2 separate regions of the Homo sapiens genome follow, and region 2 is linked to region 1. The links are chromatin loops, found by intact Hi-C in ENCODE. Cell type or tissue: heart right ventricle. All regions are shown on one strand. Each heading gives the region's core, and the rest is flanking DNA. Links, peaks and the distances in the headings are about the cores only. Region 1 overlaps CWC27 (CWC27 spliceosome associated cyclophilin). Region 2 has its middle 20 kb from the start of RNF180.

Evidence for each region. Peaks named below come from ENCODE experiments on the same cell type or tissue, not always from the same donor. Only the 100,000 strongest peaks of a DNase experiment are listed, where the experiment ranks them.
Region 2: it touches region 1 in a loop (4-fold over the local background); 16 of 110 quality-filtered maps call a loop at or near these places.

The regions. Positions count from the first base shown.
Region 1 is chr5:64,777,516-64,793,161 of GRCh38, reverse strand. It overlaps CWC27 (CWC27 spliceosome associated cyclophilin), which reads right to left. Exons shown (of 14, transcript NM_005869.4): 3 at 11,129-11,241; 4 at 9,183-9,326; 5 at 7,583-7,681; 6 at 6,535-6,638; 7 at 4,142-4,211. Among named protein-coding and RNA genes, the nearest start is that of CWC27, 16 kb to the right of the region's middle. In heart right ventricle, for the core only: a CTCF peak has its summit at 8,557 (motif pointing right); a DNase peak (open chromatin) is centred at 8,571.
Region 2 is chr5:64,138,208-64,153,853 of GRCh38, reverse strand. No RefSeq gene overlaps it. Among named protein-coding and RNA genes, the nearest start is that of RNF180, 20 kb to the left of the region's middle. In heart right ventricle, for the core only: a CTCF peak has its summit at 5,822 (motif pointing left); a DNase peak (open chromatin) is centred at 5,793.

The DNA.
Region 1 (15,646 bases), core at 5,073-13,072:
GTCAAGATTGTGGCTTCCTACCCAAAAAGGCTGAGCTGATAATGAAATTTCTCACCAGCCCTCTAGATTGGGCATAAGGGCATAAGATTCTACATAATGGTTATGATCATATTAAAGAAATTTTACATTCTTTAGTTATCTGAGATTAAAATACCAGTTATAATGTATAGTATATTTTAAGGCACTTGGCTTTCAAAGACATTTTTCAGTATTGTATAATAAATCAAAATTAAAACTATATCCTTACTCACAACAGTAAGTGGGACATACTATTTTCTTGTTCAGAAAGGAAAATTGAGGCTCAGAGAGACTAAGTTATCAAAGCTCACAGGGTGTCAGGGGAAATTAAAGTTTTAATATGAATTTGTATGATCCCAAATCCATGTTATTTCTATTCTAGCACACTGCCACTCAAAGATGACACAGACTCTATGTACAACAAGCTCACAGCCCAGGACTCTACACAATTAATAAGTTATAAAGTAAAGGGTATAATGTTGGACTTTGGACTAGTGTACAATGCAAACACAGTCATATGCTTCTTCTGTAATAAAGCAAAAAAGATGTGTTTAAAAGGCAAATGTACAGTATTACAAGAAAGGCAAAGGTTGGGTAAGAAAAAAAAGATTTTTAAAAGCTGGAAAAGACATTTAGAAAAGATGGCATTTCAGGTGTTGAAAACAAATATGACTTGGATATCCAGAGGTGTGATGGGACATTTCAGGTGGGAAAAAGAACATCAAGAAAGGCACAAAAAATGGAAACAATAAGGCATACATATAGAGCAGCAAATCATTCATATCTGCTAAAGCAGTGTTTCCTACATTTCCTTGGTATGAATTCCTCTGGAATTCATTAAAAGTACAGCTTCCCAGGCCCCTCGCTTGGAAATTCTAATTTAGTGGGTCTCAGATAAGGCCTAGGATTCTTAATTTTTAAAAAATATGTCAAGTGATTTTTATCACCAGGAAAGTTTAACAAGTACTAGTCGAAAGAGCAGAGTTGGTGAAGGACAGTCATGAAAGCAGAATCTTGAAATAATAGGACAAGAAATTTGGCCTTATTTCTATAGTAAAGAGACAGTAAAAATAACATTTTAAGCTTCAGGAAGGCTGCTCTGGTAGTGGAAGGAAAAGAAGAGAGGGGAGATGGGAAACTGGTCTATAGACTACCACACCAGTCCAGTCTAGAGATAATGAAGGCTGAACAAGGGTAGTAGCAACAATAAATTAAAAGGAAAAAACAGATTTGAGATACATCTTGGATAAAAAATTGCCAGGACAGTGCAATGAAAAAATATATGAAAAATCACAATGGAATCTAAAGACCTTCTTTGGAAGATATTGACACTAGGGAATACAAAGTCACAAAATAAGAAGTTTGAGAAGAAAAAGATAGTGAGTTAAGACTTCCCCAGGGCTTGATAAACTAATGTCCAATAAGCAGCTGGAGAAAAGAAGAGTAAACCAGCCTAGAGATATAGACGTGAGAGTCAGATACAAGCATTTGATGATAACTTAATTACAAAGCACCCCCTACGAAAGAGCCAGATGAGAAAACTATGATGACACAATACTAGGATAATAATATTCATTTGATAATGAACGGTATTTGGGTTGTAATTTTCTTGGCAGAGAGAAAAGATTTTACTCAGTCCTTCTAAAAGTATTTAAAGTGTTTTTCAGGTTTAAGAAAGAAAAAAAAAAAGACAGCACTATCTGTGCTGCTATCCTTGTACATTTCAATCTGAAACGCAAATTGCTTTTGGAGTATAAGTTCACAATATTCAGTATAATGTAAACATACCATTTTTCTATTTTGTACAGTAGAAAGCAGCAGAAGGAAGATAATCTTTGAACATTTAACACATGCTGCTGTTACAAATAGAAAAAATTCAAACTAATTTCCTAGTCAAGTCTATCTCAAAGCAATTGTGAACAAAACTTACTTTAGACTAGAAATTTAACTTCAACAAAAAACTGACAGAAAAACTTTCTCCTGCCCTTGCTCTCCAAGGCTGCTCAACCTAACTATCCAGGACCCTGTGGGATTTAGGGAAGGACAACGGGCCAACTGCCTTCCCCAGCTGCCTTCTACCCCAGAATGCTACGCTACCAGTGAAATTTCTCACCAACCTTTGAGACGTCTTGGGCTTGAAGGAGACAGCTTCTACAGCATTCATAATCATATGAGAGACTTAACTAGCTAAAAAAACCCTCAGTTCAAAATTCTGATTCTACCACCTCTTAATTGCATGATCATGGATGAGTTATTTAACCCTCTCTGAGTTTCACTTTCTTTATTCTACAAAATAAGAAAAATAATATCTATATTGCATGGTTGTTATAGGGATTACATAAAATAAATAGTATAGTTAGCAGATAAGAAGATAAATTATTGTAATGCAGTAGGATAAATGTTTTGATGGGCATAGACAGATTATCATGGAAAGAAGTACCTAGCTTAGCCTGGATGGGAGTTCAGTGGCAGGGGGAGGTAGAAGTAGTAGAAGGTGATAGTAGACCTAAATCTTAAAGGAAAAACACTTTAAGGAGAGAGCATACTCCTGGCAAAAGGAAAAACAGGGGTGGGGGAACTGTGAGGAAAGTATGGGTATGCAAGGAAACTTGACATCTTTAGAAAACATCAATGAAAAGGAACCCTGGCAATTTCTAGATCTAACATTCATGGTTTTGTCCATTCACAAACATAACCACAGAATCATGACACATAGTAAATCATTTTGATGAGGCATAAATTTGAATCATAAACAATGCAAGACTAGTGCACTGACATCTAAAGAAGATGACTCTTCAGATATTGAGGTGACAGAGTGATTGGTGACGTTAAGGAATTGGGAAATGAAGTTTTTGTAAAAAAATGAATTTAGTTTTGACATCTAGAGACCTTTCCTAAAGCAACTCTGAACAAGGGATAAGAGCCCAGGAGAAATATTTGGCCTTATCTCCTAGAGTTTAGAATGTTGGTGTACAGGTAAATGGAAATTGAATCCATGGCATCAAATACATCACTCAAGGATACAATAAAAAGCAACAAAAAGTTATGACCAAAATATTTCATATACACACCATTTTAATTACATTTTAATGCAAGGGGTATTAAGTAGAGTGCTTACTAGGCGTCCAACATTAGCCTGCAAAACCGTGCTCACTAATAAGGGAACATATGGCTAAAGAAGTAAAAACAAGAATAATAATAATATGCTTTTAATTCAATGTTATTGTTAGAGTTGGTAAGAAATAGATAATTATGTTAAGCAAGTAAGGCTTATAGGTTATAAAGTTTTAATTACAACAATAAAGACTATAAACCTAATCCTTTAGTTCTCAGTATTCACTAATTTTCAAAAAAGAAAGGCATATCAGAACCTTTAGGAGTAGAAACCCTTGAAGACAGTTTTCTTGTAGTATACACACCAGAATTACTGCTCTAAACAATGGCATGACACCGTGTTTCAGTAATGCGTATTATGATGCAAGCAATATTGAAGAAAACCACATGTAAAGGCCTACAGGAAGGACTAGCAGAATAAAAAGGCCAGGAGGCACTGCATAATTCAAGGACATGGATTTAATAGTTACAAAGACCTGCGTTCAGTTCCCATCTGTAGCTACTTATTGGTTATGTTACTTTGAGCAAATTATAAACTATAGCTGAATGTATTCATGAGTAAAATGAGGATGATAATAATATCACCCATCTCAAAGGGCTGTAATGAGAATTAATGAAATAAACAAAATATATATAAATAACATTAAAATGAATATAAGAGTTTTGGTCTGTGACTGTTTATATCAGTAATGATAATAATCATTATCATCTAACATACTACCTGAAAAAATAGCAGTTAGGATCTGAATCATAAAGTCCAACCATTCAAAAAACTGCAAGTCTAGTTCAAACTGATTTTTTTAAAATGCCAACATTAAAAATAAATAGGATAATCTCAAAAGTTGCAAATATTACTGACCACAAATCAATTTACAAATTCAATGAACACTTACTGAGCCTGCCCCATGTAAAACATGCTGTGCCAGATATAGCAGGAGATACAATAGTGAGTAAGATATAGACCCCAATCTCTTTTGTAAGTTAGAACAAAGGGCAAATTAGAGATTACCTGACTAACTCGATTTACTTCCTCCTCTTCTTCCTCAGCTTCCTCTCCAAATGAAAGTAAACTAAAATTTCTAGTCCAAAAAAAAGAAAGAAAAAAAAAAAGAAAGAGAAAGTCAAATCAAACTTATAAATACCTTATTTTCAGAGCAAGAGAACAGAATTTACAAGAAGAAATACATTCTGACTGTTCTAAAAAAGACCATATTACTCAGTATTCAGCAGAAGTATTCTAACGATCTGTATTTTCAGTATGATGTTAAAGCTTTTGCCTCACAGCACCAATGTTTCCTATATTATACTAACTTTTAATGACCAAAAATCCCTTCTGAGCATTACCATTAAATTTACTGAGTAAAGCATGACAGAAATAATTAAGCTTTTTTATATTTATCAAAACTGGTAGCAAAATGGGGGTTTCTGAAAAATAATAAGTATATATCCCTGAGTGCTACAAATGGGAAGCAATTAATCTAGTATTTGGCAAAATATTTTTTAATATTTTAAAATTAATATGTATACAAAATTGTCAGACAAAAAAATATGAGCAATGAACAACTAAAATAGCCCACAAGGAGAAAAAACTAGGTTTGTCTCCTCTGATTCATCAAACAAAAGTAATCTCAAGTAAGATAAACAAGTTACTAAAACTGTCTCTCAAATAGAAAAATTAAAGATGTGGCAGTGAAACAGATTTTTTTTTTTCCCAAAGCCTAGAAGCAAGCAACGACCAACATATCATCCCCAATATATTTGCTGGAAACAAAAACAAAGCAAAACACACCAAAAAAAGACTTTAGAGTTTATTGTTAAGATAAATCATAGTGATGACGCACTGCATATGAATACAGTGACAGTGACCTTTCATCCAGAGATAGATTAATCAAAATAAGCTGATCAAAGAATTTTTAAAAATCAAATAAATAATTCCAATAAGCAGTTATTTTGCCACAAGGAATTAACTGCTTATTAAAGTGTCTGGCTCATATCTGACACTTTATAAAACAATTTAACTTTGTATTTGTAGGATATCAAGGAAAAAGACTAATAGGTATTGAATGCCTATACTACTGGGTGTTTTAACATACCTCTTCTCATTTAATCCTCATAACAACCAGGAGTTGAACTTATTCTAATCTCCATTTTATAGGAAGAGGTAACTGAAGCTTAGAAAGTTTAATCAACTTTGCCTTTTATTAACTAGGTTTGGCAGGATTATATCTAGAATTGATCAAATCTAACAATTATACTTACAATAAAATCTCTAATAAGGATCCTACGATTCAGTAAAAGAGTACGTTGAAATCTAACTCTGCAGTATATACAGACAGTATTAATAATGTAGAATATTGTCCAAAATACTGAAATTTATTTTTTCATTCCTATTTTTTGGAAAATTATCTTCTGGAAATAAACCAGAATACTGAATGAAACAGCTTTATATTTTAAAATATTTATAATAATATTATTTTTAATAGCAACATAAAAGGAGTAAAAAGTTAAATACAAGTTAAATTGCATAATGCAATCATGCAGTCATTAAAAATATTCTTTATACTTTACTTTCTATTTATACTGAGTGAGCACATATTAATTTTAAAATAAGCAACAAACAAGTTTCTCAACAACTCATTTATATAAATAATTGTTACAGGGATCATAAAATATGTATCTATTTATTAACACAGATTTCATGTGAACAACTGAGATGACATGTTTGTAGCTTAAGTTTAAGATATACTGCACCTGAATACAAGAGTTGCTCATTTAGGAAAACAAACAAACAAACAAACAAACAAAACCACTAATATGGTTTGGCTCTGTGTCCCCACCCAAATCTCATCTCGAGTAATTCCCACAATCCCCATGTGTTTTATGGGAGGGACCCTAGTGGGAGGTGACTGGATTATAGGGTGGTGTCCCCAAAGCTGTTCTCATGATACTGAGTGAGTTCTCATAAGATCTGATGGTTTTATAAGTGTTTGACAGTTCCTCCTTCCCACTCGCTCTCTCCCCTGCTGCCTTGTGAAGAAGGTGACTGCTTCGCCTTCCTCCACGATTGAAGCTTCCTGAGGCCTCCCTAGCCATGTGAAATTGTGAGTCAATTAAACCTGTTTCCTTTATGAATTACCCTGTCTCAGGTATATCTTTATAGCAGTGTGAAAACGGACTAATACAACCACACACTCATAATTCCAATATCTCTCAGTCTCAGGCATGTCTTTATAGCAGTGTAAAAATGAACTAATACAACCACACACTCATAATTCCAATATCTCTCTGGTTCAAACTGGCCTCTCCTTTGCTAGTAAACAATTACTATAAAAGGAAATATAGTAAACTAAATGAATGAGTGTCATTTTTCAAGCTGAAGAAAAATCTCTCCACTATGATTACTTTGTGCCTTTGGGTTTCAATTTCTTTACTTCCTCCTCTGGTTTCTCTTTTTTCAGCCTTTTAATTTCCCTTGGAATGATGTCATCAAAAGGATTAAACAAAACCTATGAAAAAAAATATTTCGAAAACATTATTCCATTTTTAACATTTCACAAAAAATCAAACCCCGTATGTAATTCCAGTGGTATAGTGTCTATATTTTTCCCCACATAAACATTATTAGTATAGTGATATATATTTACTACACAACATGCTTCCACTTACACGGCCTCACTGGATTCTCTCAATAATCCTATGTGCTATTAAGTAAGGGATATTTTATCCCCATTTTACAAAAGGGAAAAATATTTAAGAAAATGTAAATGATACACAGTAAACAAGATCAACTCAGATGCTTTGATTCCAAATCAAGTATTCTTGCTTCCTCAATGAAGGGTCATTCTTTTTTTTTTTTTTTTTTTTTGAGATGGAGTCTTGCTCTGTCGCCCAGGCTGGAGTGCAGTGGCGTGATCTTGGCTCACTGCAACCTCTGCCTCCCAGGTTCAAGTGATTATCCTGCCTCAGCCTCCTGAGTAGCTGGGACTACAGGCGTATGCCACCATGCCCAGCTATTTTTTTTGTATTTTTAGTAGACACAGGGTTTCACTGTGTTAGTCAGGATGGTCTCCATCTCCTGACCTCATGATCCACCCACCTCAGCATCCCAAAGTGCTGAGATTACAGGTGTGAGCCACCGTGCCCAGCAGATTACTCTTAAATTACCTATGAAGTCACTACTTTGGGCTAAATAAACCTAATTCCTTTAACTTTCCATTATGAGGTAAGCTTTTCAGTCATTGGATTATCAGATAAAGTTTCATCTTTGAATTAAAATCTTTAATTAAAAAAATTCTTAACTAGAAACGGTGCCCAAATAAATTAGAGATAAAATTTGAGTTGTGATGTTAACATAGTATAAAGCCTTAATCCAATAGTTTAAAAATACTAAGAATCAATTCCTCTTAAACGACAATGTAAGTGCTGTATCTCGTAATAATCATGCTCCTACCTCACAGCTTTTTATTTTGTGTGGATTATGTGGTCTTTCGTCATCATCAATGTCTACTTCTGACAGTCGCAACATGTTATATACTGTATCCCCTGTAACCTATCAAATTAAAAATATAATGTAATTGAAAATTATTGCACTCATCCTTTGAATTAAGAGAAAACCTTTGAAAACATCTTTCAAATAATTAAAAGAAAATTTCATGTGATTACATAAAAATATATGCATTTAATAATGCAAATAAAGCAACTTTATCTTAAAGGAGAAAAGCATGGATGGAGTTCAATCCCCCAATAAGTTTTTTGGAAATTTCCAATATATATTTAATGTAAGTTTTTATTAATAATATAATGCCAAATAATCTCCTACTGAATGACAACTTTTCATTCAAACATCATAAACAAATTTAAACTTTGGAATAGGATAAAATAAGCAAATAACAATAACAATGTGGTAAATGCTTTAGAGACATTATCTCATTTAATCCTCACAAACAACCTAAAAGTAGGAACTAATATTATCCTTCTACAGATAAGAAAAATGAGGATCAAAGAAGGTATAAAACCAACAGTGATGGCCTTTCTAACTTCTAACTATGCTACACATTGTCTCTGATGTGTTAGTTATATAACCCAATTGTAAAAACTGATGCAGAATGGCAACTTAAATCTCATTTTATTACACACTCTTATTTTTAAGGAATAAATGGAGGGAATCTATAAACATCAGACAGGCTGTGCTGGAGTGGCTCAAAAGAATGTGCCAATGCATATTTCCTAACCCACTGTTATTAATAAGTATTAACCAACAACATTGCAACATATAGTTTTAGTGTGATTCCTTTCATTCAGTGTTTTTCAAGAGTTTTAAAACAACACCAGCTTTCCAATTGTACTGAATTTGTTTTTTTCCCTTTCATCACCACAAAAATCCAGTTTTGCCCAGTATATGGGGAAACCATTCTTACTGAACCAGCAGAGGGCGCTGATGCACTAGTGATGTCCGATATGCCTAAGACTTAAAACATATAGAAACATATTTATGAGAATGGAGAAGAGTGAGAGAAGAAAACCTTCAGAATCCCTTTTTAAAGGGAATTGTTAAAAATTCTATAGAAAGGACGTTCCCTAATATGACATTAAATGTGAGCAGGATTAAATAGGTACTATTCAAAGTAATATTTACAGTAAGAAGTTTCAATGTCAACACAAATTCCACTTTAAACTTAAGAAAATCCATCATTAAGAAAATAAACTGTAAACTACTAAATATTATTACCTAAATGTCCTTCCAAAAGTGTAAAATCAATATTGGCTAAGTGGCACATTTTAGCTCATACCATTACTATGATTTTAAAGAAGGAATACACTAAAGTCACAACTAATGACTGAATTGAAAGATCCAAAAAGAACTTAGATGCTCCCTCATAGTGCACTATATTAGGAATATATTCCATCATTTTTGAAAATAATAAACATATCCTATGGAATGTTTTTACAAAGGTAGCTCTTAGATAAGTTAATCATATGTATCTTAGAAGTCTAAGGAATAACATAAAACCAAAAACTGAACCACAGGTTTAAAATCACTGGACACTAACCTTTCCAAAGATGGTATGCTTATTGTTAAGTTCATCTGCTCGACCCAGTGTGAAGAAAAACTGGCTGCCATTATCATGAGAACCAGCATTTGCCATGGCAACCAGTCCTCTCCGATTAAAACGCAACCGTGAATGAAATTCATCCTGAAATGTAAAAAGATTTAGTGAATGTCCTCAGTTATAAGACCCTTCATATGCAGTTATTCAACTTGACCTGCAAGGTCCCATACAACTTCTAATAAAAAATGCAGACATTTTACTTAATTGATTTTCAAGTATTTACTATTCTTTCAATGTTATTAAACTTGAATTCACTAGACTGTATCTTCTAAATATACTCAGACAGAAATATACCCTATTTTGTAGAAAGCTGCTTAGTTACATCTAAAGGAAGAGTACCCAAGGGGGAATGGATTTCTAAGTCATTTCCCTATTCTCATCCCAAAGTCAGCTATGCTTTTGAAATCTTCTATTATTTCTCCCAGAAAACTACCTTTGAGCCATTGCAGAGTATTCAATTATTACTCCTTCCCATCTCATTCTAAATGTCATTAAACAATTGCTTTGTTCTTGTTTTTTAATTCAAATAATCTACTATGATTGTGTTATGTAATTTTACCATGTCTTTTTAAAGTCCTAAGTTGAATCTTCTCTGAAATGGCACTGATTCTATTTGCCAGTTTTCAAAAGAGCAGGAACAAGCCTTTCTAAGGTGGTTTTCTCACCATGACAGGGCTACTTAACAAATATATTAGTCTCTTAGTTAACAGAATTTCCATCCAGCCTGATACAGAACTCATTTATAAATGTAGTCATGTTATATCATAAATGCTTTTCACAAAGGAAGATATTTTTCCTTAATAAATAATTCTCAAGAGATCTGAACTCAATGGATCATAACTCTGTATACTGTATTCAAAATGACCTAATTGAAAAATGTAACAAGATAACTGTATTACCTGAAAATAATGAAGCAAAAATCTCAAATTAGGAAGGAATTGTCAAAAACAGCTATTCTGTCACACCAAATAAAAGAATAAAAGAATGCTTCCGACTAGACGGAGTATCTAAAATCATGAGAAGTCTTACCATGGTAAAATATAAAATAGTCTAAAAGTGACATCTGAGACTTTTAAAATAACTATTCCACATTTCTAAGGCCATTATCATCTGGAAATTAAAGCTAACAGTTCAAGTATTTTCTTCAAGAATCACACAATGACTCATTAAAAGATGAAAGGAAAATGCAATCTATTCCCTTAATATAAAAACGAATTTTTCAAAAACTCCCATATTTTAAGAGATACCAATATTTACTCATTCAAAGAACATGATATTGGTGCCATCAAATTAATAACAAACACAACTTTTAGCTTTTACTTGAACCTGCTGTTGTTATTATCTTCACTATGACATTAACTCCTTTTCTTCTTAGATCTATGTTGGCAGTTAAGAAATCACTGACCTGTTCTTGATTAATGCATCTTTTACAGACAATTTATTTATTTATTTATTTATTTATTTATTTATTTGAGACGGAGTCTCGCTCTGTCGCCCAGGCTGGAGTGCATTGGTGCGATCTCCGCTCACTGCAACCTCCACCTCCCAGGTTCAGGCAATTCTCCTGCCTCAGCCTCCTGAGTAGCTGGGAATACAGGCGTGTGCCACCATGCCTGGCTAATTTTTGTAATTTTAGTAGAGATGAGGTTTCACCATGTTGGCCAGGCTGGTCTCAAACTCCCGACCTCAAGTGATCCGCCCCCCTCGGCTTCCCAAAGTGCTGGAATTACAGGCATGAGCTACTGCACCCAGCCTGATGTTTATATACTAATGTGAAACGTTTTTTCCTCTTGTGGAACACAATCATTTTCGATTAAGCAATCCAAACTGACTTGGAAATAATAATAACAACAAAAATAATAATAAAAATAATAATTCAGTCTTACTTTGAATGGCGCTCCATAGATAGACTCTCCACCACTCCCTGTGCCAGTAGGATCTCCGCCTTGGACTATGAAACCAGGCACAACTCTATGAAAAATGGTATTGTCATAATAAGCTGAAAAAAAAATAAAAATAATTTATCAATGTCTAAAATTAATCATCTCTACAGTTACCAAAATTAATACAGCTAGAGTCAAAAGATTTATTTTCCAGAATGTTAAATACGCTCCCCAGCCAAAACCTTTTGTATCCTCCTTCTTATAAAATAGTTACTTCTCAGAACAGCACACATTTCTACAGAAACCATCACTGTTGACTTCTTGTTTTTATTTCTAGGATTCTCTCAAACTCTGGACTGGTCTTCAAAACAGAAATTAGAGAGTTCTGATAGGGAGGAGAAGCAATATTGTGCCCCAGGGGACATTTGTCAATTTCTGAAAATATTTTTGGTTATCACAAATGGGGGATACTACTGGCATCCAGTGAGTAGGGGGCAGGGATACTGCTAAACACCCTATACTGCAAAAGACAGTTCCCACAACAGAGAATTACCAGCCCAAAATGTCAACTGTATGGAGACTGAGAAACCCTGGCAAAGATAAATACCTTATTTCCCACTGCTTCCTCTTTTCCTCACAGGAAATTAATTTATTAACACACAAACTCATAATATATCAAAATTACTTATTAGTTATAGGTCTAGAACCATCAATACACCCTCCTCAAGAAACTTTGAATAAATAAAACAAATAACACAATACATACTTGAGTCCAATTAGCTCAGTTTGCTAAATGATTGAAATAAATTATTAATATTTATATGTAATTCAAAAATATACAATTGGAGTATATAATTTAGAACTCATAAATATACAGGAGAGACTGTATATGACCTCCTATACTATATATTATCTGGAACCTAAAATCATTAGGATACTTCATAGAAGAAAAGGAAGTTAACTTGGGAATGGCAGAAGCATGGCATCTCAGTGAGGCAAAGTATAAGCGACAAATTGAGTGGGAAGCAGGAATTAGAATTTGCCTGAATAAGAGAATTTACATTAAGAAGTAGCAATAATGACCAACATGCATAACAAAAGATGCTCAATATTATTAGTCATTAGAGAAATGCAAATCAAAACCACAATCAGATACTACTTCACACCCACTAGAATGGCTAACATCAAAAACCTTAAAAGAATAAGTGTTGGTAAGGATGTGATGAAACTGGAACCCTTTTACATTGCTGGTGGGAATATAAAATAGTGTAAAAAGTTAAACACAGAATTAGCATGTAATCCAGCAATTATGATTCCGGTGTGTGTGTGTGTGTGTGCGCGCGTGTGCGCGTGTGTATACAAGTGATATATATGTTTATATATTAATATATAATTTATAAGTGTAAATATATATAGTTCACATAAATAATATATAATATATAAGTAATTATAGTTATAAGTAATTTTGATATATATTGTTTGATATATAAATTATATATAATATATATATCACTGTGCACATGATCAGATTTGCTTTTACAAAACATCATATATTTATATATATTGTTTCTATATATATCCAAAAGAATCGATTGTTTATATATATATCCAAAATATATATATTTGTATATACATCCAAAAGAGTTGAAAACAAGTACTCAAATACACACAAATGTTCATAGCAGCACTATTCACAAGAGCCAACAGGTGTAAACAATTCAAATGTCTATCAATGGATGAATGGATAAATAAAATGTGATATATACATATGATGGAATATGACTGTCACAAAAAGGAATGAAATACTCATACATGCTACAAAATGGATGAACTTCAAAAACATGCTAAGTGAAAGAACCCAAACACAAAGTCACATATTGTCTGACTCCATTTATAAGAAATATCTAGAATAGGTAAATCTGCAGAGATGGAAAATAGATTGGTGGTTGCTGGGGGCTGTGGGTGGAGGAGGGGTATATTAGTCCATTCTCACACTGCTATGAAGAAATACCCAAGACTGGATAATTCATAAAGGAAAGAGGTTTAATTGACAGTCCCACATTGCTGGGGAGGCCTCAGGAAACTTACAATCATGGCGGATGGCAAAGGAGAAGCAGGCACTTTCTTCAGGCAGCAGGATGGAGTGAGCGCAAGCAGGGGAAATGCCAGATGCTTATAAAACCATCAGATCTCATGAGACTCACTCATTATCACAAGAACAGTAAGGGAGAAAATGCCCCTATGATCCAATCACTTCCACCTGGTCCTGCCCTAGACATGTGGGGATTATGGGGTTTACAATTCAAGGTGAGATTTGGGTGGGGACACAGAGCCAAACCATATCAAGGGGAGAATAGAGAATGACTGGGTTAATGGATACAGAGTTTTCTTTTGGGGTAATAAAGTGTTTTAGAACTACATAGAGGTGCCGGCTGCACATTATAGTGAATATACTAAATGATGTTGAACTGTACACTTTAAAATGGTTAGTTCTATTTTATATAAACTTCACCACAGTTTTTTCAAAAAATCCGTTAGGTGGAAGGAAAGAAATTTTACATCACTGAAATTAGTTCTGTACTTACATTAGGTAAGCACAAGAGGAAAACATATGTAGTATGAAGTACTGAATAAACAAAAGCTATTATTTTTGTTGTTGTAAAAACAAACAAAAAGCAAATAGCAACAAAGCAGGTTGTGGTTGAGCCAATCATCGAGTTAGGCAGTCATGATTCAATCACATGCTGAGGGTTACAAAGCAGAAAGATGGAAAAAGCACAGTTCCCTAAAGATTTCACTGAGCTTCCCTAAAGATTTCACCAGATTTCTTGACATACAGGAGGATAAATGTCTTTATTATTTAAATCATTTTGAGTTGGGTCTTCTATTACCTGCAACTGAATACAACCTGAATATAACTCATTCAATGAAAAATATTTATCAAGTATCTACTGTGGGCCAGGCATTTTACTGATACAGTTACTGACATAATTTATAAAGTTCCTATTTTAGTGTCTTGGAGACACCCTCATAATTATTTATATTTGCAAAGTATAACTGGATATACAATGCATATTTTAAAAATTATAATCTGTATTCTAACAACTGTATTTAGTACACAGTACATAAGAAGTAGAAAGGAAGACCAGCTGATTTTTGCTTAGTCCCTTCTCCCATTGCAGGGCAGTTGGGCTGCATTTACAAGAGCTCCCTAGTGCAGACAAATTCCCTCTGGTTACAAATAGATACTATAAAAACCAAAAGGTCTTAAAGTATCTCTCCTATATTCCTAGGTAACCATTTCATCAGTTACACTAACACTGTATGTAGCAGTCAGGAGTTTGAGTCTTGCCTTTTGCTAGCTATACAGTCTTAAACTCCATTTTCTCATAAATCTAATAACATAAATTAAGGCACAGTGTCAATCTGAAGATTAAATAATATGAAAGCAAACTACACATTTTCAAGTTCAACACAAATGTGAGGTCAAACTAATATCTTCACTCAAATGCTACAAATTCATATTCAAATTTGAATATAAAATATACCCCAGTATATATCATATAATGAATATTCATCTAGACCCATAATAAGCAGCCAACCAATACTTTTTGAGCACTGTGCACATGATCAGATTTGCATTTTCAAAATGTCACTCTTACCCAGTGTGAATATATTAGAAAGAGACATGACTGGAGAGAGAGGGGGAGTGAGAGAGAGAGAGAGAAAGAAAGCAAGAGACAGCGCAAGTGCATGCGACAGAGAGCCAGTGAGAGAATGCAAGCAAGCAACTACTATCCTGAGGTCATTACATAACTATGGCTTATCTTGAGATACACAGATTCAAGAACTACTTATGAAGCAAGATCCATAAAACCCAGATATATGTTACCTGTGACGGAAAAAGGACATGAAAGAGGTCTTTATTACTTGTGTTTTCAAATTTTAGAATTTCACCATTTTCTTTCTTTTTCCTATTTCCCATTAAGTATTTCAGTGATGCTGGCTTTTTATTTTAAGATTTTCTTTATGATTTTCCTAGTTATATTCCTGTTGAATGCATGAAATTATTATACTATATATAAATGAGTAAAAATTTTCTATACTCTCTACACTATAACTTTGTATTCTAACATAGCTGGAATTTCCAATGTCCACAAATCTTCCATATCTACTATTTCTACTTCTTTGTAATTTATTAGTAATCACTATTGAACTATGCATTTATAGTTGTATTTATAGTTTATAATACTGTATATTTTGCTGCTTGCAATGTTTATTTGATTTTCTTAAATTTTTATGCATCATCACAAGTGTTTTGAAAAAGCTTTATTATTTCATTATGCACGTTCATAATATCCTCCTGAATGTTCTCCACTATTGAAAAAAGATACCTAAATGTATCTTAAATATGAAACAAAGTTCCTATTTGATTGCTGTCATTCTAGTATTTGTCACATGGTTTCTATTTCTGGCTACAATAATCTATGGGCATTATCATATATTTTGACTAATTATATT
Region 2 (15,646 bases), core at 2,777-10,776, 640 kb after region 1:
CAGAGACCCCTTCCTCAGAGGAAAATGGGAATCCTGGGCAGGCCCCCAAATTGTTAGAAACAAATATTTGGTGCCACAAAGTGAAACTAGCACTCAGGCAAAAGTTTTCTCAGCAAGGCAATTTACTTCTATAGAAGGGCGCCTCTTGCATGCAAGGCAGAGGCAAGGGAGAGCATGCAAAACAAAGGAGAGTAGGAGATTTTTATCTGTAATGCAGACCCTGTTCCTGTGTCCTCCCCTTGTGGGCTGGGGTCGGACCACACAATCTAGGCTAATTTCAATCTAGGGTAAACTAAGCTACTGTTGACATCATCAAAGGAGGCAAGGGTGGGCATTTGATGGGAAGGACAGGTATGGTACATCATGGGGTGTTTGGGCATAGCAGAGATAGGGAGGGCTGATAGATGAATGGGTACGATTACCTTTTAGAATAGAACAAAGAACCAGGAATTGAAACCCTTTGAAGAGGAACTATTTGTTTTTAACAACAAAATATGATGCCATCATCAATTTATTTTCACCATTTTCCCTCTATTTCTCTGTGCTGGCTTCCTTTTTAGGCAGAATCAGTTTATGTAGTGGCAAGATTGGCCACTAGTAGCTCCAGGCTTAAATTCATCCAGTTTAGCAACCACAATGCAAAAAGTAATATCTCTTTAATTCCAGCAAAGTTCTGGAACTGAGCTTCCAGTAGAGACTTGTACCACATGCTCATTCCCACAGAGAGAAGGAACTAGCAAGTTGGTCCTTTGCATATCATTTTCTCACCCATAAAACTGTATGTATGTGTAGAAGGGAATCAGTCCCCTACTCAGTCCACAAAGGTTGAAAGTGAGATAGGCATAGTTACCCAAATGAATATTGGGGTGCTGTTATCAAAACAAATGGAAATGGACATTTGACAGGCAAAAATAAAAAATGTTCAGTATAAGTGGTGAATGTGTAGTTAATTGAGTACAAAATAAAAGATTATAAAATGTCAGAGGGAGCCAGCTGAGGCTTGAATGATGGCAGAAATGGGTATGTAGGTTTTGAGATTTTCTTCAAAATGATCAGCAGCCCAAGAGGAGGAACAAAAACAGTAAATTGATGTGATTTACATGAAGTTCAGGACTGGAACAGTGAGCATGGTCACAGGACAAAAAGCAAAAGGAATAAAGGTGTCATGAAAGAAGAGCTGAAATGGCAGTCCGTGGGGCTCAGATTTGGCAGGGATGCAATAAGGCCACAGAAACATTGAAAAAGTAATCCCTGCATATTTGGATGTTCCTGCAGTAGAAAAGTCATGATGAGGGTGTCAGTCGAAGCAAATGATGGGAAAAGTCTCAATCATTTTTGGAGATTTATTCACCAAAGTTAAGGATGCTCACAGGAGATAGGTCTATGCCTTTCTCTGAAGATGATTTTGAGGGCTCCAAATTTAAAGGGGAAAGGGCGGGATATTGAGAAGCACACAGTTTTCACTTAAACAAAAGGGGCAAAGGAAAAATGTGGGGAATCTGCATCTTAACATAAGATAATACAGACAAAATGGGGTAGGGGGACAATCTGATACGCATTTGTGTCTGGCAGGCTGGGTGACTGCACCTGTCAAGATAAGCTATCAATTAGCATTGCCATGGTGAAGTTGTAACAGCTCACCAGGAATTTCCTTGCTGGCAAAACATGGGAAAAGTGGGTAGCTTTTCATCTTGTAGCCATTTTATTTAGGAATCAAAAGGTGGAGACAGGTTTGCATGACCCAGTTCCCAGCTTGACTTTTCCCTTTGGCTAAATGAGTTTGGGGTGTCAAAATTTAATTTCCTTTCACAGGCAGAAGATACTGGATAGGAGATAGTGCTAACATGTACCTCCTACTTGGATGGACAGTATGGCATGTGAAGATTCATACTGTGGACTTTTGCTCCAAGAACCACTGCAGGACCATACCAGGAAAACCTAAAGAATTCACAGATCTTTGAAAGAAGCACAAGTCACTGCAGATTGCATGAGACAGATGAACAACTATGAGTTTCCATAGTCTGAAAGGGGGAAAACCTGCCTTCAAACACGTATTCCCGCTGAGGAATCTGAAAATACAGATCACCAGAGAAGGATTTAACCTTATCTAGAGCTGGAATGGATTTAGGGAGCTGTGCAAAATATAAAAGTAAATGCAACAGTGGGAAGAGCCTTGTAGGCACTCCCATTCTTCACCTTGTGCGCAGGGAAGCCATTTCTGATTGTATTTCACAGAAGCCCTCAGGGAAGGCACTCAGCAGAATTAGGGAAGGGTCACAGGGTGTAAGAAGTTTCCAACTGAATTTTGCAATAATTTTAACTGGGCACTAACTTTTTTGACAGGATATGGGGGTGAATGGGAACTGCTGCAAATACAAGAGCTGGAGTCACAGCCAACTTTGTTGGCAGATGGGGAGGGGCAAGGCCTGAAAGCAGTGCTTGCTTGCTAAGTGGGGTAGTTTATGGCCTGAGGCAACGTCTGAGTTTCAGGAGAGCAAGCTGCCTGGATCTAAACTTGGCACTGTTAGTAGTGTGTCCAGAATTGGTGGGTTCTTTGTCTCACTGATTTCAAGAATGAAGCCGCAGGACCTCACGGTGAGTGTTACAGTTCCTAAAGGCAGCGTGTCCGGAGTTTGTTCCTTCTGATGTATGGATGTGTTCGGAGTTTCTTCCTTCTGGTGGGTTTGTGGTCTCGCTAGCTTCAGGAGTGAAGCTGAAGACCTTTGCGGTGAGTGTTACAGCTCATAAAGGCAGTGTGGACCCAAAGAGTGAGCAGCAGCAAGATTCATTGCAAAGAGTGAAAAAACAAAGCTTCCACAGTGTGGAAGGGGACCCAAGCAGGTTGCCACTGCTGGCTCAGGCAGCCTGCTTTTATTCTCTTATCTGGCCCTACCCACATCCTGCTGATTGGTCCATTTTACAGAGAGCCAATTGGTCTGTTTTACAGAGAGATGATTGGTCCGTTTTGACAGGGTGCTGATTGGTGTGTTTACAATCCCTGAGCTAGACACAAAAGTTCTCCACGTCCCCACTAGATTAGCTAGATACAGAGTGTCGATTGGTGTATTTACAAACCCTGAGCTAGATACAGAGTGCTGATTGGTGTATTCACAATCCCTTAGCTAGACATAAAGATTCTCCAAGTCCCCACCAGATTAGCTACATACAGAGTGCCGATTGGTGCATCCACAAACCCTGAGCTAGTCACAGGGTGCTGATTGGTGTGTTCACAAACCTTGAGCTAGACACAGAGTGCTGATTGGTGCACTCACAATCCCTTAGCTAGGCACAAAGGTTCTCCAAGTCCCCACTAGACTCAGGAGCCCAGCTGGCCTCACCCAGTGGATCTCGCACCAGGGCTGCAGGTGGAGCTGCCCACCAGTCCCATGATGCGCCCACACTCCTCAGCCCTTGGGCGGTTGATGGGACCAGGCGCCATGGAGCAGGGGGCAGCACTCATCAGGGAGGCTCAGGCCACACAGGAGCCCACGGCAGAGGGGCGGTGGGGGCCGGCTGCAGGTCCCGAGCCCTGCCCCGTAGGGAGGCAGCTAAGGCCCGGTGAGAAATCGAGCACAGTGCCGGTGGGCCAGCACTGCTGGGGGACCTGGCGCACCCTCCGCAGCTACTGGCCTGGGTGCTAAGCCCCTCACTGCCTGGGGCCGGCAGGGCTGGCCAGCTGCTCCAAGTGCAGGGCCGCCAAGCCCACGCCCACCCGGAACTCTAGCTGGCCCACAGGCACCATGCACAGTCCCGGTTCCCACCCGTGCCTCTCCCTCCACACCTCCCCGAAAGCCGAGGGAGCTGGCTCCCGCCTCGGCCAGCCCAGAGAAGGGCTCCCACGGTGCAGCGGCGGGCTGAAGGGCTCCTCAAGTGTGGCCAGAATGGGCGCCAAGGCTGAGGAGGCACCGAGAGTGAGAGAGGGCTGCGAGGGCTGCCAGCACGCTGTCACCTCTCAGTAGGACACTGTGAGAGCGAGACCAGCCTTGCCAACTGCGTGGGAGGTGGGTGCGACCTTTTGCTACTAGCTATTCCCCACTTACCTGGTGAACAATACTGCTAAGCAGAGGCAGCCATAGTCCTCTCTGGAACATAACCTCATTGGCCTGAGAACCACCCTCCCAATCCCCACAGTGGCATGGCAAGCCCACCAAAGGAGAGTCTGAGCTCAGACCCTCCTAACCCTGTCCCCATCTGATGGTATTTCTCTACCCATCCTGGTAGGTGAACACAAAAGACATACACTCATGGGAGCTTTATGATCCCATCCATTGCCTGAGTAACCAGAATACCTCCCCTGGCCAACTTAGGGGAGGCTTATATCCCACTGCTAATATCACAGCTGGTGCTGTCATGAAAGCACCACCTCCTGGCTGAAGTCCAACCAACTCAGGCCTTTACAGCAACTCATGACAGAATTACCCTGCTCCCAGGAAGGAGAAAACAACAGTTAATACCACCACCTGCAGTATTCTGGATAACCAGAGGCCCTGAGTCTGTCCACATGACAACATCACCACCAGCACAATCAGCATTCAAGAAAGCCAGCACACTAAGCCTATCTGCAACCAAAGACTCTCACAGAATCTTCTTCACTCTCCTGCCACCTCCACCAGAGAAGGTGCTGGTATTCACAGCTGGGAGACCTAAAGACGGACCACATCACAGGCTTTTTGCAGCCATTCCTTAGCACCAGCCTGGAGTCTGGTGGCCCTACTGAGTGGTTAGACCCAGAAGAGCAATAACGAGCACAGCAGTCCGGCTCTCAGGAAGCCCCATCCCTAGGGGAAGGGGAAGAGCAGCACGTCAAGGATCACCCCATGGAACAAAAGAATCTGAAAATCAGGCCTCAAGTTCCAGATCTTTCCACTAATGGTTAGTTTCTGACAGCAGAGACACAATTGCAGTGCCGGGTGTAGTAGGGAAAGTCTACATCTCTACCCCAACAGGCAGGCAGCCTCCGTGATGGTGAAAGGGCTTGGAGAAGGGGTCCTTTTTCCCCTCTGGCACTCCACCACAGACACAGCTGGGGCTTCCCTCACAGGAACACAGCATGCAGGCACCTATAGACAGTCTTTCTGGAAAAATCCAGAGTAAGTGCAACCCCACAGGAGGACCACACTCCAGATTCAGGCCTGCATGAGAGGCAGAGTCACAGTTCCTCCTACATCTGGTTTTCTTCTGCAGCAGCCTAGACCTAAGCACTTGCCATCTTTATTTTTCTTTAACAAAGTATGAGATGTGGCACTGCAATTGTGAAAAGAAACATGGCCCTCAGGGAAAGCTAATTATTAGCTTTCATATCTTTTCTGCCGTGGATTGTAATCCTCAAGAGGCTAGGGATTGTACTTTACTTATTTTTGTCGGCTTGGTGACACACTTGTTGGGACTGGCATAATTCTCCTGTCTTAATAGGGGTAGGTATATTTTGGCTCCCAGATTCTAGCTACAGTGATAAATAGACTTGTTATCTGAAAGGGAACCTCCCTGTGGACATCGCCAAAAGGTTTACCTGAGTTTGCTGAGATAATATGCCAAATTTTCTGGCACCTGATTAAGTTCCCTGACAACCTGAATGTTCATTCTGTGAGCCCCTAATGTGGGTCTCATTCTCCTGGACAAGCCTTGCCTTTCTCTCTCTTCCTATCTGTCTCCCTGCTCTTTGGCCAGGGTGCAGTCCTAACCAGCTCAGTTCTCTGGCCTCACCTCCTTCAGCTCAGACTCCCTGGTGAAAAGCTGTTCTGCCTAATTTTCCATTAGTTGCGCCTCTGAATTGCTGACCCAGCATGATGGCCGGTTGCTGGGCTGATGAAGCTTTGCTGCCGCCTTCTGGCCTGAATGTTTACCACGTTTGTTTAATGAATTTTGGAAATAGAATTGCATGCCTTTCCAGTTGCTAGTGTGTAATGAAAAGCTGCATTTAAAAAATTAAGTACCATTTATTGAGAAGATCCTTTGTGGAAGAAATACGAGGCACTGCAGATACAGCGGTGAGTGAAACAGACAGAAATCTGTGCCCTCATTGAACAGTCGGGAGGAGACATACAAGACATACATAACAGGAAAAGGTAAATCCAAGATTACACAAGCAATATAGCTTGGAATGGAGATATGGAGTGGGGGAAGGGGCATTTAAATTTTAGATAAGGCCAGGGAAGACCTCCCTGAGATGTAAAGCACATGAAGGAAGTGGCAAAGAGAACAGTAAACACTGAGGCAACAGCCTGTTGGAATGTTTGAGGAACATCAAGGAGGCCGTGTGGCTGCCGCACTGCAGCAGAGTGACTGAGAGGGAGAGTAGGGCATAGGCCAGAAAGGTGAGTGTGGACAGGAGGGGGCAGAGCACACAGGGCCAGATGGGCAATTTTATACATAGGTATACATGTGTACATACATATACCCATACATATATGTATGTATACACAGACACAGGGATACACAGAGATACACATAGAGACATACACATAGAGACACACACATACATGCAGAGTCACATAAAGACACACAGATACATAAACAGAGACACACACAGAGACAAATGCAGAGAATAGAGACAGACACACACAGATACATATGTACAGTCATAGACACAGACACAGACAGAGACACACACACACACACAGACATATACAGAGAATAGAGACACACAAATACAGAGACATATGTACAGAGTCACAGAGACAGGGGCAAACACACAGACATACAGAGACAAATATATCTGAATCAGACTGGAAACTATTGGAGACTTTTGAATAGAGGGGAGATGTGGCAATGCATATTTACATTGATCACTCTGAAGATTGCATGAATAATAAACTATAGTTGTGGCAAGGGATGAGCAGAGAGACATATTAGGAGGCAAGGAGTAACAATGACTTGGACCAGCATGGTAAAATGGAAGTGGTGAGATATGGTCCAGTTCTGGGTACATTTTGAAGATAGAAGATTTGCTGATGGATTGAATGAGGGGTATAAAAGAGAGCACTGAAGGGTAACTGGGTAGCTGAGAAATTTAATAGCTGAAGTCATTTACTGAGATGGAGAAGTCTGTGGGAAGGGCAGGCTGGATGAGTGAAGGTAGAGAGAACAAGAGTTATTATTTGGAAATGTTTACTTTGAGATGCCTGTTGCACATATACCAAAGAGGAGATCAGAGGAGAAAACTAGGGCGGTGATACAATGTTTGGCGACACACCCTATAGATGGTACTTAGAGTCATGAAATTGGATGAGGTCAGATTAAGAACATCAATTCAATGTGGCAGAAGTTCTTATCACTTGCAACCTGAACATGGTTCTGACTTCAGTGCAGCTTAGAGATTTAAATGCCCATTTTGCCATGTGATGACTTTATTGTCCTATTACTTTTCTCTATTTGAACTGTTGTAAAACATATGGCTCAAGCTGTATTTATCTGTTTTTCATGTGGCATGACTGTATCTGTTATGAATTAAATTTACCTGTTTTTTTCTCCTTATTTCATCACAATTATAATAGCTGCTAGCAGCAACAATAGTGAGCACAATTGCAAATAAGCACAGTTGCAAATACTGGCAGTGTTATGGTGTGCTTGTTATGTCTTCCCAAATCCTCTTGTTAAACTAAAAATATTTCTACATACCCTTTAATACTCAATTTAAATATCATTCCCTCTGCGAAGCCCTTATCTCTGGGCAGTGCCTACTCCTCCCTTTCCTGTATTTTCATCACGCCTTGTTTATACCTTTCTTATAGCCTTTGTCATGAAACTGATTATTAGCTTTCTGAAAAGATAATAAAAGAAAGATAATAAGAAAAGACAATAAAAGAAAAGATAATAAAAAGATTATTATCTTTTCTGCCATGGATTGTAATCCTCAAGAGGGCAGGGATTGTACTTTACTTCTTTTCGTCTGCTTGGTGACACAGTTACTATAACAGCATGTGCTTGATAAATAAATACCACTTATGCTAAATACAATAATGGACTTTTCATTTGGGTCACTTTTATGTTGAATAAATTAAAACTGTATGATTTATAAGTGTCTTAATTTGTAGATACTTCCAAATAAAGCAAGAAAAGGGTTCTCTATTCCTCTCTGGGCTATATAAATGGCTGCCTAGGTTTTTATTTTGTTTGACATTAATTTAGTTGGCCAAAGAAGATTCTGAGCTGTCGGACTTCATTCCTCACTGCTGCTCTTTGGCAAGCCTCACATCAAAGGGCTGTTTGGAAGTTTATTCGTATTGAGGCTTTCTGGCTTCTTGTACTAGTTTGGAATGAAAATCTATTCGGGAGATTTACTGTGTCATTCTGGTATGGGTCAAATCTTTTTATCAAGAATTATTCCAGTGATTTTCCTTGGCTTAACCCCAGGCCTATATCTAAGCAAACGTTTGCCCAGGAATTTTGGTCCTTTATGTGTTTTGTTCCAATCCAGTTTAAATGTCATTTTCATTAGCTATTACTTTATAAATCTTTATTTAGCTGTTAAATAATTTTCCATATAGGGAAGTGTTGTGGAGCCTCCCTGTTCCAAGAAGTTCAGATAGAAAATGACAGCCATTCAAACTTCTACTTAGGCAAAAGATCTTTAAAGAAGTGTCTACTAAATATTTCCTATGTGCCAATTGTTTTGAGTGCTAGAGACAAAGTAGTGTGTCCAATAAAGTTCTTGTCTCATGGAGCATACTCTTTAGTGAAGAGATGACAGGTAATAAACTTTAAACAAACAAAAAAGAATGGTAATTTCATATAATGATATGCTATGAAGTAAATACAACTGGATGTGAGAAAAAAAGGAATGAAAGGGTGACTCACAACTGAGTGTATGGGTGCCAAAGCATAGTGCCTACTTAATGTGTCAGCACAGGCATATGCTACAATGTGGATGAATCTCCCTGTTCCAGCTACTGGATTCTTCTCTGAGGTCCCAGTGTTTTGGTTCTTCTCAATTTGCCACCACACTCTCCTGAATTTATTCTCTGAAATGTTTCTGTGTTCTATGTTGGGTTCTGTACCCTGAAAGGCTGATGTCTACAGACCATTAACTGGGTTCTCTGTCCTATGGCTTCTAGTTGGATTCTGCAAGCATTGGCTGGTGATCAGAGGGTGGAAGGAAAAAGAGGTTGAGATCTTTTCTCCTCTCTCTCCCTCCATGACTAAAGCATAGTGTGGCAGTCCTGCATTACTTGACAGCCACAGCTCCTGGCAGATGGCACATCTTCTTTGCTGCTTCAGGACTAAGGGTGATAATAGCGTGGAGCTATAATAATCACACTACTCACACCTCTATAAATAGGACCTTCATTTAAGTTTCTTCCCCAAAGCCCTTTTGGGTGTGGCTTCTGTTTCCTTCCAGGAACATGAATGATACAGCAGGAATGTTAAAGAATAATCACCCATGTAGATAGGTCCTCCTTCAGTCCATTTCCAGTTCTCAGATATTCTAGCCCTGTCTCTTTCACATTAGAGGTATTTATATATATTTTGTTATTCATGATGAAAATCTTGGAAAAATCTATTCTGGGGGCTCCAGAGCCTCCGAAAAATGCTATCACACAGACTCAATCCCTTCTTTAAGCTTGTTTTTACCTATAATTTGGTTTCATGAGCCCACACTATTATTGCTGTGCATAGCAGTGTTTTCAGGTGATACTGTAAAAACTAAATCAAAAGGTTTATACTTCAAGGTATTGGAAAATATCTTCATATTAAATGGAGAAGTAATATTTTTTGGTGAAATAAAGGCTTAATGATTTAAACAATGTGACTCTTACTATAACTCTTAATAGTGAAAGTGTATTTGCTGCATTATTTACTCAGTGGGGTAAGAGTGCATCTAATTTATTTTATCTCCAAGTATGTTGAACTCTGGCTCACCTCTATGGTTATCGAAAATCATGTCTTCTTCCATCCAAGAAGTTAAAAGTAATCTAATACAATATTCTGAATAATAAAAGATTACTCTCTACCATAAAATCCTCAATAAATGGCTTTCCAGTTTTTGCTATAATATTTTCAGTTTGTGAGATCTCATCATGCCATCTTAAAAGGTCATCCATTCCATTTACATGCCCTTTAAGTATTAGAAAGTATTATTGATCTCAAATCAACCTTTCCATAACTTCCTGTTTCTCCCAATTTTTCTTATTGTGATAAAATACACATAACATAAAATTTACCATCTTAACCATTTTAAGTGTACAGGGCAGTAGTATTAAGTATGTTCATATTGTTGGGCAGTCATCACCAGCATCTATCTCCAGAACTCTTTTTAACTTGCAAAACTGAAACTACATACCCATTAAACAATAACTCCTGTTTTTCTCCTACTCCAAGGCCCTGGAAACCATCATTCTACTTTCTGGTTTTTTTAATGATTTTGACTATTCAAAATACCTCAGATAAGTAGAATCATATAATATTTGTGTTTTAGTAACTGGCATATTTTATTTAGCATAATGTCCTCAAGGTTCATCCACATTGTAGCATATGCCAGAATTTCCTTCCTTTTTAAGGTTGAAATATTTGTGTGTGTGGTGTGTATAATGTGTGTGTGTGGTGTGTATAATGTGTGTGTGTATTATACTTGGGTTGCTTCCATTGTTAAAAGAAAAACTTCAGCTGAATTAAATTTAAAGAAGTTTAATTGAGCAATGAATGATTCACAAATTGGGCAGTCCCCAGAATCACAGCAGATTCAGAGAGACCCCAGGGTTGCCTTGTGGTCAGAACAAATTTATAGACAAAAAAAGAGAAGTGATGTACAGAAATCAGAGGTGAGGTACAGAAACAGCTGGATTGGTTACAGATTGCCATTTACCTCATTTGAACACAATTTGAACACTCAGCAGTGTATTACTGGTTGAAGTATGGCTGTTAGGATTGGCCAAGACTCAACCACTGTTATGGGTGCATACTCCTAAGTCAGGGTTTCAATCTTGTCTACCCGCTAAGTTAGGTTGCAGTTCGTCCACAAGGACTCAAATATAGAAGTACAAAGTCCTTCTCAGGCCATATTTAGTTTGCTTTAACACCATATTTTAGCTATTGTGAATAATGCTATGTGCATGGATATACAAATACCCTTTTGAAACCTTGTTTTCAATTATTTTAAGTACATATTCAGAACTGGAATTGCTGGATCATATGGTAAATCTATTTTTAATTTTTTGAGAAATTGCTTTACTGTTTCCCACAGTGGCTGTACTAGTTTATGTTCCCACTAACAGTACACAAGTGTTCCAATTTCTCCACATCTTTACCAACACTTATTTTTTTTTTCCTGTTAGCAGCCATCCTAATGGGTGTGAGGTAGTATCTTATTGTAGTTTTGATTTGAATTTTCCTAGTGATATTGAGCATCTTTTCATGTGCTTATTGGCTATTTGTATGTCTTCTTTGGAGAAATGTCTATTGAAGTCCTGTGCCCATTTTTGAATCAGATAGTTTTCTGTTGTTAAATTTAAGAAATTCTCTATGTATTCTGGATACTAATCCCTTAAAAGATATGCAATTTGCAAATGTCTTCTTGCAAATATTTTCTCCCATTCTGTAGGTTGACACTCTATTTTATTGATAATGTCTTTTGGTGTACAAACATTTTTAAATTTATGATGTCCAATTTTTTTTCTTTTGTTACCTGTGCCTTTGGTGTCATATCTAAGAAATAATTGTCAAATTCAACGTCATGAAGCATTTGCCCTGTGTTTTGTTCTAAGGGTTTTAGTTCTCACATTTAGATCATTGATATGATTTGGCTGTGTACCCACCCAAATCTCATCTTGAATTGTAATCCCCATAATCTCTATGTGTTGCGAGAGGAAACTGGTGAGACAAAATTGAATCATGTGGGCAGTTTCCCCCATGCTGCTCTGGTGATAGTGAGTTCTCACGAGATCTCATGGTTTTATAAGCATCTGGCGTTTCCCCTGCTGCACTCATTTTCTCTCCTGCCACCTTGTGAAGAGGTGCCTTCTGCCATGTTTGTAAGTTTCCTGAGGCCTTCCCAGCCATGCAGAACTGTGAGTCAATTAAACCTCTTTTTGTTATAAATTACCCAGTCTCAGGTATTTCCTTATAGTAATGTGGGAACAGGCTAATATAGTCATTGATGCATTTTTAGTTTTTTTTAATATATGGTGTTAGGTAAGGGTCCAACTTCATTTTTTGGCATGAGGATATCTAGTTTAGCCAACACCATTTGTTGAAAAAATGGACTTTTCTCCATTAAGTGGTCTTGACATTTCTGTCGAAAATAATTTGAGTATACATGTAAAGGTTTGTTATCTAGACTCTGTATTCTATTCCAATAGTCTATGTCTGTCTTTATGCCAGGTCTACACTGCTTTGATTGCTGTAGCATTGTAATAAATTTTGAAATGAGGAGGTGTGATTCCTCTAGCTTTGTTCTTCTTTTCCTGGAGTGTTTTGGCTATTTGGGGTCCTTTCAGATACTAACTCATATAGTTATGAGTTTTAGGATGGGTTTTCTTATTTCTGTAAAAAAGGTCATTGGGATTTTGATAGTGATTGAATTAAATATGTAGATTGCTTTGGGTAGTATTGAGATCTTAACAATACTAAGCCTTCCAGTCCATGAACAAAAGATGTCTTTCCATTTATTTTTGTCTTCTTTATTTCAGAATTTTTAAAAAGAGTTTTCACTGTACAAGTCTTACGTCTCATTGGTTAATTCCCAAGTATTTTATTATTTATAATGCTGCTGTGGTCTGAATGTGTCTCCCCCATACACACATATTCATGTTGAAACTTTCTTGCCAATGTGATAGTATTAAGAGGTGGGGTCCTTAGGAGATGATTAGGTCATGAGTGCCATCCTCATGACTTAGCACTCTTATAAAAGAGGTGTGAGGGAGCTGTTTGCCCCTTCTGCCATGTGAAGATGTAGCAAAAGGCACCATCCTGGAAGTAGATAGCTGCCCTCACTAGACATTGAATTTTCTGGTGTTTTGATCTAGGACTTCTCAGGCTGCAGAAATATGAGAAAATGAATGCATGTTATTTATAAATTACCCAGTCTCAGGTATTTTGTTATAGCAGCAGGAATACACTAAGACAGATATTATTTTAAATTGAATTGTTTCTTAATTTTCTTTTCCGATTGTTCATCATCAGTGTATAGAAATGTGATTGATTTTAGTGTGTTTATATCCTGAGTAGCTGAGATTACCGGCATGTGCCACCATGCTCAGCTAATTTTTGTTTTTTTAGTAGAGATAGGGTTTCACCATGTTGAGCAGGCTGTTCTTGAACTCCTGAGCTCAAATGATCTGCCTGCCTTGGCCTCCCAAGGTGGTGGGATTACAAGCATGAGCCACCTGCACCCAACCTGTTTTCATTAATCTTTAAGTATTTTCTAATTTTCCTTGTGATTTCTTTTTCATTGATTGGTTAAGAGTATGTTAATTTCTAAAAATTTATACATTTTTCAGTTTTCTTCTGTTATTGATTTCCAATTTCATCCTGTCATGGTCAGAGAAGATGCTTTATATGATATCTATCTTTTAAAATCTATTGAGACTTAATTTGTGACCTAACATATAGTCGATTTTGGAAAATCTATTATGTGCACTTAAGAAGAATGTATATTCTGTTATTGTTGAGAAGAATGTTCTGTATATGTCTGTTAGATTTAGTTGGTTTATTGCGTCATTCAATTTTTCTATTTCCTTGTCTCCTGTCTGGTTTTTCTATTATTGAGAGTGGGATATTTAAATCTCCAACTATTTATTGTAGACTGTCAATTAATCTCTTCAGTTTTGTTAATTTTTTCTTCATATAATGTATGGTCTGTTATTAGGCGTATAAATGCTAATTATTTCATCTTGCTATTTTGAATCTTTTATGAATATATAATGTCCTTCTTTGTCTTTTGTAATACTTTGAACATAAAGTTTATTTTGTCTGGCACTGGTATAGGCACATCTCCTTTGTTCTGATTGCTATTTGCATGGAATATTGTTTTCTATACTTTAACTTTCAACCTATTTGTATCTTTAGATAAAAAGTGAGTCTACTGTACACAGCATATAGTTGAATCACATTTAAAAAATATATTACTTCAATCTCTGTCTTTTGATTGGGGAGTTCAATCCAGTAATATTTAAGTAAGAAGGAACTTACTTCTGTCATTTTGGTATTTGTTTTCTTGTCCCTCATTTTCTGCATTACTATCTTTATTGTTTAGCTGATGTTTTTTGTAGTGAGATATTTAAAATAATTTCTCATTTTCTTTTTTATATATTCGATAGCATTTTCTTTGTGGTTGTCATGAGGATTGTACTTAAGATCCTAATTTTATGACCCCCTACTTTGAATTTATCCCAGCTTAACTTCAATGCCTTACAAAAACTGCTTATTTAAGAGCTGTCTCCACCCTTCTGAGTTGTTAATGTGACAGAATTGCACCTTTCTCTATATGTGCTCCCAAATATAAGCTAATAATTCTATTAAATGTTTTAGTCTCTTAAATTATGTACAAAACAAAATGTGGGATTACAAACCAAAGTAATAATAGTACTAATTTTTAGGCTAATAATTATTTTTTTAAATGTCTCTTAAATCATGTAGAAAACAAATAATTATGCACTATTGTTATAATACTAGTTTTTATAATTGCCAGTGTATTTACATTTACTGAGATCTTTCTTCATAAAGCTTTGAGTTCTGTCTACTATCCTTTTATTTAAAGCTGCAGGACTCCTATTAGCATTTTTTGAAGGGCTGGGCTAGTGATAATAAACTCCCTCAGCTTTTGTTTATCTGAGAATATCTTCATTTCTCTTTCATTTTGAAATACAGTTTTGCCAGATATAATATTTTTGGTTGATGGTTTTTGTTTTTTTTTCTAGCACTTTGAATGTATCAGTCTGCTGCCTTCTGGCCACCAAAGTGTATGATGAGAAATTTGCTGATAATTTTATTGAGGATCCCTTGTATATGGTGAGTCACTTCTCTTGTTGGTTTAAAAATCCTGTCTTTGTCCTTGGCCTTCAACAGTTTGAGTATGTACCTCAGTGTGGGTCTCTTTGAGTTAACTCTGCTTAGAGTTCATCAAGCCTCTTGTGTGTTTATATTCATGACTTTCATCATGTTTGGAAAGTTTTGGTCAAATTTTATTCAAATATTCTCTCTGCCTCTTTTTCTCTTTCTTCTTCTCCAGTTCCCCAGTGCAAATAGTGGTCCACTTCATGGTGTTCCACATGTTCCTTAGGCTCTGTTCACTTTTCTTCAACCTTTCCTCTTCATGCTGCTCAGGCTTGATCATTTCCATTGTCCTATCTTCAAGTACATTGATTCTTTCTTCTACCTGCTCAAATCTACCTTTAAATACCTCTAATAATTTAATAATTTCATTTGTTGTATTTTTCAAGTATTTTCTTTTTGGTTTCTTTTTAGGTGTTTGTCTCTCTATTTATATTTAAATTATGTTCATACATAATTTTCTTGACTTTCTCCATATCTTCCTTTAGTTCTTTGAGCCTTTTTAAAAGACAGTTATTTTAAAGTTTTTATTTTGTAGATCTACCATCAGGTCTTTTTTTCAGGGAAAGTTTCTGTTGGAATAATTTTTTTCCTTTAAATTGGCTATACTTTAATGTATCTCTGTATGCCTTTTGATTTTTTTGAAAACTGGAGATTTGAA